2 separate regions of the Homo sapiens genome follow, and region 1 is linked to region 2. The links are chromatin loops, found by intact Hi-C in ENCODE. Cell type or tissue: heart right ventricle. All regions are shown on one strand. Region 1 overlaps CSRP1 (cysteine and glycine rich protein 1). Region 2 has its middle 31 kb from the start of TNNT2.

Evidence for each region. A loop is a pair of places that touch in the nucleus more often than their neighbours do. Peaks named below come from ENCODE experiments on the same cell type or tissue, not always from the same donor. Only the 100,000 strongest peaks of a DNase experiment are listed, where the experiment ranks them.
Region 1: it touches region 2 in a loop (5-fold over the local background); 2 of 110 quality-filtered maps call a loop at or near these places.

Annotation. Positions count from the first base shown.
Region 1 is chr1:201,480,569-201,484,568 of GRCh38, reverse strand. CSRP1 (cysteine and glycine rich protein 1) reads left to right here. Exons shown (of 6, transcript NM_004078.3): 6 at 1-1,039. Among named protein-coding and RNA genes, the nearest start is that of PHLDA3, 13 kb to the right of the region's middle. RefSeq lists an enhancer at 1,252-1,581 and a silencer at 3,962-4,000. In heart right ventricle, a CTCF peak has its summit at 2,335 (motif pointing left); DNase peaks (open chromatin) are centred at 2,338 and 3,828; H3K4me3 peaks cover 1,868 bases; H3K27ac peaks cover 2,111 bases.
Region 2 is chr1:201,344,330-201,348,329 of GRCh38, reverse strand. No RefSeq gene overlaps it. Among named protein-coding and RNA genes, the nearest start is that of TNNT2, 31 kb to the left of the region's middle. RefSeq lists enhancers at 240-1,224, 1,335-1,835. In heart right ventricle, CTCF peaks have their summits at 43 and 1,535 (motif pointing right); no DNase peak of the experiment used is centred here.

The sequences.
Region 1 (4,000 bases), 140 kb before region 2:
TTTGGTTTGGGGGTCTGCCTGAGGTCCCACCCCACTAAAGGGCTCCCCAGGCCTGGGATCTGACACCATCACCAGTAGGAGACCTCAGTGTTTTGGGTCTAGGTGAGAGCAGGCCCCTCTCCCCACACCTCGCCCCACAGAGCTCTGTTCTTAGCCTCCTGTGCTGCGTGTCCATCATCAGCTGACCAAGACACCTGAGGACACATCTTGGCACCCAGAGGAGCAGCAGCAACAGGCTGGAGGGAGAGGGAAGCAAGACCAAGATGAGGAGGGGGGAAGGCTGGGTTTTTTGGATCTCAGAGATTCTCCTCTGTGGGAAAGAGGTTGAGCTTCCTGGTGTCCCTCAGAGTAAGCCTGAGGAGTCCCAGCTTAGGGAGTCACTATTGGAGGCAGAGAGGCATGCAGGCAGGGTCCTAGGAGCCCCTGCTTCTCCAGGCCTCTTGCCTTTGAGTCTTTGTGGAATGGATAGCCTCCCACTAGGACTGGGAGGAGAATAACCCAGGTCTTAAGGACCCCAAAGTCAGGATGTTGTTTGATCTTCTCAAACATCTAGTTCCCTGCTTGATGGGAGGATCCTAATGAAATACCTGAAACATATATTGGCATTTATCAATGGCTCAAATCTTCATTTATCTCTGGCCTTAACCCTGGCTCCTGAGGCTGCGGCCAGCAGAGCCCAGGCCAGGGCTCTGTTCTTGCCACACCTGCTTGATCCTCAGATGTGGAGGGAGGTAGGCACTGCCTCAGTCTTCATCCAAACACCTTTCCCTTTGCCCTGAGACCTCAGAATCTTCCCTTTAACCCAAGACCCTGCCTCTTCCACTCCACCCTTCTCCAGGGACCCTTAGATCACATCACTCCACCCCTGCCAGGCCCCAGGTTAGGAATAGTGGTGGGAGGAAGGGGAAAGGGCTGGGCCTCACCGCTCCCAGCAACTGAAAGGACAACACTATCTGGAGCCACCCACTGAAAGGGCTGCAGGCATGGGCTGTACCCAAGCTGATTTCTCATCTGGTCAATAAAGCTGTTTAGACCAGAACTCTGGTGTCCAATCCTGTGTCTGTGGAGCTGGGAGGGAACTCAATGGGAGCAATCAAATTAGCAGGGGCTTTGGGAGGCCGAGGCAGGCGGATCACCTGAGGTCAGGAGTTTGAGACCAGCCTGGCTAACATGGTGAAATTCTGACTCAACTAAAAATACAAAAAATGAGCCAGGCATGGTGGTGGGTGCCTGTAATCCCAGCTACTTGGGAGGCTGAGGCAGGAGAATCGCTTGAACCCGGGAGGCAGAGGTTGCAGTGAGCTGAGATCACACCATTGTACTCCAGCCTAGGCAACAAATGTGAAACTCTGTCTCAAAAAAAAAGCAGGCAGCCTGGTGGAAATGAATCAAAGTGGATTCGTTCCTGCTTTTTCTAAGGACCAATTACTTCTCAGTATCAATGCCAACTGAACCACACTGTCTGAAGTGACCCGACCAGCCAAACACCACTGGCTTGTCCTGTCTGGTCTCCACCCCCAAATCTGGGCCTGGGAATTGCATGGACTTTGGACTTGGAGGGGCTCAGCTAGGCCCCAAAACTGTGCTCAGAACTTCTCCCAGCTCGGAAAGCCCCAGCCTAAGAGGGAAACTCAACCAGAGGAACTTTCACGTCAAATCTAGAAAGCTCACTTCTACCTAGGAGGGGTGTGGTGGAGGGGCCTGGCTCAGCCTGCTGTGCTGTTAGGGCCCCCACAGCAAGTCCGTGGAAGGCCACATTTTTTTTTGGAAATAGGTTCATGTGAGGGGTTGCGGCATCCTTCATCTTAGGCATACCTGCCTGATGCGTTGGGGCTGTGCTGCTTTGCTTCAGCCCTTCTCGAAAATGTGCCCACACTAAGTTTTCAAAACAAAAGCAGATGCTTTAATAACAACAAGGCCTCGTGTACCTATTTCCCAGATGACCAGCTCCAACAGTGGCCTTGACAGAGGCCCCTCCTGGACTCTGAGAAAGGCACCTATGCATGCATAACACCCATCAATGGTGCAGAGCAATAGAAAAGTACAAGATGACCGGGAGAAGAGCTGGAGGAGTTCAGGGAATGCCAGCCCAGGGTGGGCTCTGGCTGGGAGTTCTGCAATCGGGGTCAAGGGCTCCATCTTGGTAACCCCTCTGGCTCCAGCACAGGGGGTGGCCCACGAAAGGTGCTCCGGACAAGTTTCCGCAGCCAGGAGGACGGCTGGTTCCACACACCCAGGTGGACCCTTCTGTCTGGGAGGGGCCTACAGGAGTGGCCCGGATGGGAGCCTTTGGGGCCCAAAGCTGGAGAGAGGCTGCCCTCTGCTGGCTGATCGGGAGGGCCTGTCGGCGACCGTCCTGTGCCTTGCACCACTAGCTGTCTTGCTCCCGGGCCACTGTTTTTCAGTGCAGCCCCACGGTGGGCAAGGGGCCCTGACGCACCTCCTGGGAATAAGACCTGGGTAAAGGCAGTAGGCTGTAAGCCAGCTGCGGCCAGGCCAGGAAGCACTCACTGGACGGTGAAGGGCCAGCCAGAGGGGCGCATCAAGGAAGGAGGAACACCAGGCAGGGGAGGCACTTGGGGAAGGAGGGTCGGCTGACGGGGAGGGGGCCCAGCATCTGCAAGCGCGGCGCTTGCGCCGTCCCGGGAGACACCAGGTGGTGCTGTGGGGTCAGGGCAAAAGGCAGGCGCTGCGTTTCCGCGCACCCCACGCCCTCCTCCTCTCTCTGTGGACCCTGAGGACTCAGCTCCTGCGCAAGACAGCGCACGCGTCTAATCCCCGACGCTCACTTCTCCTTGGAGGGCTGTCGCGCTTCGGGGCCCTGTGGAATACCAAACCCTCACCAAAGAGTGAGCAAGGACTCTTTTTTTTGAGACAGAGTTTTCCTCTTGTTGCCCACGCTGGAGTGCAATGGTGCGATCTCGGCTCAACGCAACCTCCGCCTCCCGGGTTCAAGCGATTCTCCTGGCTCAGCCTCTGAGTGGCTGGGATTACAGGCATAAGCCACCCCGCCCGGCTAATTTTTGTATTTTTTTGGTAGAGACGGGGTTTCTCCATGTTGGTCAAGCTAGTTGGCCTAGAACTCCCGACCTCAGGTGATCTGCCCACCTCGGCCTCCCAAAGTGCTGGGATTACAGGCATGAGCCACCGCACCCGGCCAGGGTGAGCTAGGTCTTTATGTCCACTTAGGTATTTCTTTTCTCGTTTCTGTCATCTCCGAGCAAGGCGTCCAGGGCGACCTCGGGAGAATGTGTTTGGTGGGAGCTATGCCCAGCTGCAGGAGCGGTAGAGCCCTGGGCTTTTTAGGATGTGATGGAAAATAGCTGCCGCTCCCGATGGGCGGCAGGCCCAGCCTCCTCGGGCTGCCCTTCTCCAAGAGCCTTAGCAAATTGTCCGGGTCACCTGAGAGGCTGGGGAGGGACAGGAAGACCACGAGGCCGACTGGAGGGTGAGGATAGAGATCTTGGGTAGCGGGGGTTGGGGGGCGTTAGAGCTGCTATTAAGTGTGGGAGTGATCCCTGAATCAAGGGCCACAGAAATTATTCGAGAGGGGCTCCCAATCGCTTCTCGACCTTTTGGCTAAGATCAAGTGAGGGGGGCACCCAGCGAGGAACGATCCCCCGACTTAGATCAGTGGAGGTGAGTGTGGCGGAGTGAGGAACACAGGGATTAACAACTGGAAGGTCCGGCCCTCCCCGCGCCTCGCCTCCGTGCCACGCCCAGCCCCGGCCCCGCCTCCAAGCCCAACCTTTATTCTGAGAATCATTGGGGAAGCCTTTAAAAATGGATTCCCAGCCCCACCCCTAGAGATTCTGATTCGGTTGGCCTGGGTGGGGCCTGGGAATCTGTATTCGACAAGCTGCTCTGGTGATTCTCTGACGCTTGCCCGGGCTCAGCCGGGCTTGAGAACCTGCGGACCAGCCCAGCCTCCTAGTAGGTGCCGGCCTCCACCCGGCCGCTCAACCTCAACCACTTAGCTGCCAACAGCTCCGCGCCCCGC
Region 2 (4,000 bases):
GCCCCAAGTCTTCATCGCTCTCTTGAGGGATTAGAGCTCCCCCTGGGTGTGGTTTGGGAGCCCTGCACCTGAATTATTGTCGCCCTGCCGGTGTGGACCAGAGAGAGCCCTGCCCACCTCCCAGCATCCACCTCCCAGCCCCCCGTCTGTGTCTCCCACCCCATTCCTAACTGTAAAATCCGTGCCCCCAGACTACCCTGGCCTCCTTGTTCTCCCTATCTCTCTAAACAATCCTCACTTCCACACTCTCTCCCCATTTCCACATTATTCTGCAGCCTCAGCTCTGCTTCCATGTGTTTTTTCCCTCCAAGTTGCCCTTCTTTTATAAGTCTGCCCTTCCAGGAAGTCTTCCTGGATTGGCCAGGACCTTGCTGCTCAAAGTGTGGCCCGCAGACCGGCATCAATGGTACCACCTGGGATCTTGTAGAAATGCAGAATCTCAGAATTTGCATTTTAATAAGATCCCCAGGGATCCATGTGCACATTCCAGTTTGAGAAGTATTGAACTAGGTCACCCTGCAGTCCCAAAGGTCCTTCATTCCTTGAAAAGACAGAGATTCTGGGAGCCTGTCTCAGATGGTGACAGGAGGGAGACAGGAGAGAGCATTTCAAAGAATGCAGCGAGCCCTGCTCCTGTCTTATATCTTGACTCCTACTTTCATGGCAGCCTGTCCACCAGCCTGTCCAGATTTCGAGGCTGAGCATGCTGGAATTCCCCCTGCAGGGCTCATCAGTTGCACTTGGTCTGCGGACACACTCTCCCAGTCCATGCCCATCTGCTTTGCCATTTGACTTGTTCCAGGAGAGCCTTTGTCTGGGATTCCAGAATTTCCCTTTGGAAGTAAGCTTAAACAATCTCAGTGTGGCTGCCCAAACTGGCTCTCTGAAATTGGAGTTCTGTTAAAGTTTTCTGCACTGAAGTAAGTTGGGAGGGGCTTCATGCCACCTTTGTCTTTTTCTCTTTCTTTCTCTGCTGTGATACACATGAGCACGTTAAAACTGCTGAGAATCACGAGTAAAAAAAACTGATTCACTCATTTAGCCCAGAGTTTCCAAAACTTAGACCTCCTTTGTCACTTAGCATTGTGAACATCCTCTGGAACTCATTTTGGGAAATGCTAATCTAATTCCCTAACACACACACACACACACACACACACACACACAGACACACACACACACACACACACACACAGACACACACACACACACAGACACACACACACAGAGACACATAGCAACTACTAAGATTTTATGCAAGGCTCTTTGGATGCTGCAGGACCCCTTGAGCTCATTTTCTAAGTGAGAAGCTGAGTCTTGTGGTGTTGGAGAGGATCTGCTGGGGCTTCTCTTCCAAATCCTTTCTGGGGGGGGCAGGGCTGGTACAGGCATCGTCAACTCACCAGGGTCTATGGGGAGGCTGTTCTTACCAACCTTGATTTCTCCTGTATACTGGATGGCTTGACTTTTATTTTGAGTCTCAAATGCTATTTGTTCTCTCAAATCTGCCAATCTAGTCCTGTAGTTGAAGTTCCTGCCAGCAGGGGGAAGTTCCTACCAGTTCCCATGGGCCTGATGGTCATTGTAAAAGGTGTCCTCCCCAGCTGAGGGAAGTTGGAAAGGACTTCTACGAATCCAGTGCTTGGGCTCAGTTTATGCAGGGAAGTTCTGTCTGCCTTGCCCACCTGGAGAATGGTGGCAGCAGAGTTTTCTAGCCAAATCTCGACTCGCCTTTTGCTGACACTGTGGTTAGACAGAAGGTGGAACTGGCAGGGCCAGTTCTGACAGCCTGACTCACGGCTTCTCTAGCTCCCTGCCACTGGTACAGGGAGGTTGAGGCTGGGTGGGGGGAGGGTGTGGGAATCTGTGCAGGAATGCCAAACTGGAGGCTTCTCAGTCCTAGCCAGGGAGCTGGGGCAGGCTGGGGGCAGTGTGTGGGGCTTGTTGAGAACCTAGGGAAGCTGATGGGCATGGGAAAAGGAGACCTTGAGAGCGCCAATGCTCTGAGAATCACAGAGTGAAGGCAGGGATTTCCGTTCCACAAAACTCACATGAAGGTCTGATTTGGGCTGGCAGGGACCCCAGATATCCCCTTATTTCAGCAGGAAGGAAGCTGGTGAGGAGGTTTTTCCAAGGCCACACGTTGACTCTGCGGTAGATCTGGGATCTCCTGATAGTTGCATTGAGGCATCACTTTTTGTGGCATCTGGGCTGCTTCCCCAGCTGGAACTGTCACATTCAGACTTACCTGAGAATAAATTTATCCCGAAGCTGATCTATCGGCTCTGGAGAATCCCATTTCCCAATACTAACATACGCCATGCCCAATTTCCTTGCTCCTCCTTGAGGAGGTGGCACAGTAGGATCCACCATGGGCTGAAGGTGCTGGATGATCTGGGGTGCCATGCAGTCAAAAGAGACCTTTGCCTGAGTTTCCAAGGAATTGGAGTTTGGAGATCCCACAACCTGGCAATTTCCAGGCCTAGATGACAGATTTGGGATATCCAAAATCTGAGAGAGTCCAGCCCTGTATTCGGTGTATTCGGTGCAACTCAGACCACAACTGATGTCCCTTTACCTATTCAGAACTCCAGTTCTTAAGAGGGACAGTGACAATCTGAGACATGTTCAGAGAAGGGTGACCAAGAGGGACACTAAATCATGTCCTTGAGGAATGGTTGAAGCAGCTCAGGAGGCTTAGCTTGGATATGAGAAAGCTCAGAGACACCAGAGAGCTGTGTTCAGATACTGGAAGGATTGTCATGGGGAAGACAGGCTGGACCGATTCTCCATGGCCCCAGTGAGTAAAGACAAGACCAGTGAGTGGAAGTTGTAGGAACCCAGAAGCCAGAGCAATACCAGATACTTGACTAACGGCCAGCACAGCTTTGAGTTCTCTTCCCCTGGAGGTGCTTGGAGGGTGCTGATTGGCCAATGTGGAAGAAGGTTTATGGGTCTTCAAGAGTCAGCTGCAGGAGGGAGGCCTGGGAGACTTTTAAGGTCATTTCAACATGCAATTCTATGCATCTATATCCAGACTCCTGTTCTATTCAGCTCATGTTGGGTTTGTGCTCTGTGCTGGACACTGTACCAGGTATGACGAAAGGGCAAAAAATGGAGCAAGTCACTATCACAGAGGGGAAAATAGACACACGCACAAGCCAGGGCACGACTCGTGCCTCCACACAGGTGCACGCAGGCCTCACAGAGGGGATGACATGCCAGTTGGGCCTCAAAGGATGAATAGAATTTTGACAGGCAGAGGCAGGGGAAAGGCACACCAGGCAGAAGAAGCAACACAAAGACAGTGGGATTAACCTGGCACATCGTGTTTGGGGAGATGCCAGTCATGGGTGGAGTAGAGGGAGTGAATGGGAAGCAGCAGGAGGCAGGAGGGGTGGGCTGGGGCTGGCCTGGGAGAGCCTTGGGTGATAGTCTAAGAATTCTGGCTACAGAAAAGTGGGAGCTGGTGATGCATTTAAGCAGGGGAAGGATACAGTCAGCATTATTTAGAAAGATGACTCTAGTGGAGGCACTCTGGGGGCAAAGGGGCGGGAAACAAGAGGCAGAGGGCCCAGCCAGGAGGCCCAGCCTATTGCCGTGGAAGGGGCCAGGCCTCAAGGAGGCCCAGGGTAGACAGCGGTAGTGGGTGTGGAGATGAGGTAATAGTTTAGAGTTGTCAGGACTTGGTGCCTCAATGGGAAAGGAAGAATGAAAGATGAGGCCAGAGTTACTTGATGAGGTGACTGGGTGGGTGGTGATTTAATTAACCGTTGTCTTTTGTTTTTCAAAAACAAATGAACCAAAACACATGTGGCTCAGGCTGGTTCAGAACTTTGTGGAGCCCTGAGCGGAGAAGGGAAGGCCCAGGGAGGTGTGGGGAAGCTGGGTAGAAGCTCTGAGGGGCAGCCATGAGGGGCCGGAGGGTTGCTGTGTGAGTGCTCCCCTCTTGGAGACTCAGCTTCCCCTGAATGAGCAGCAGGGGCACACACAGTGTCCT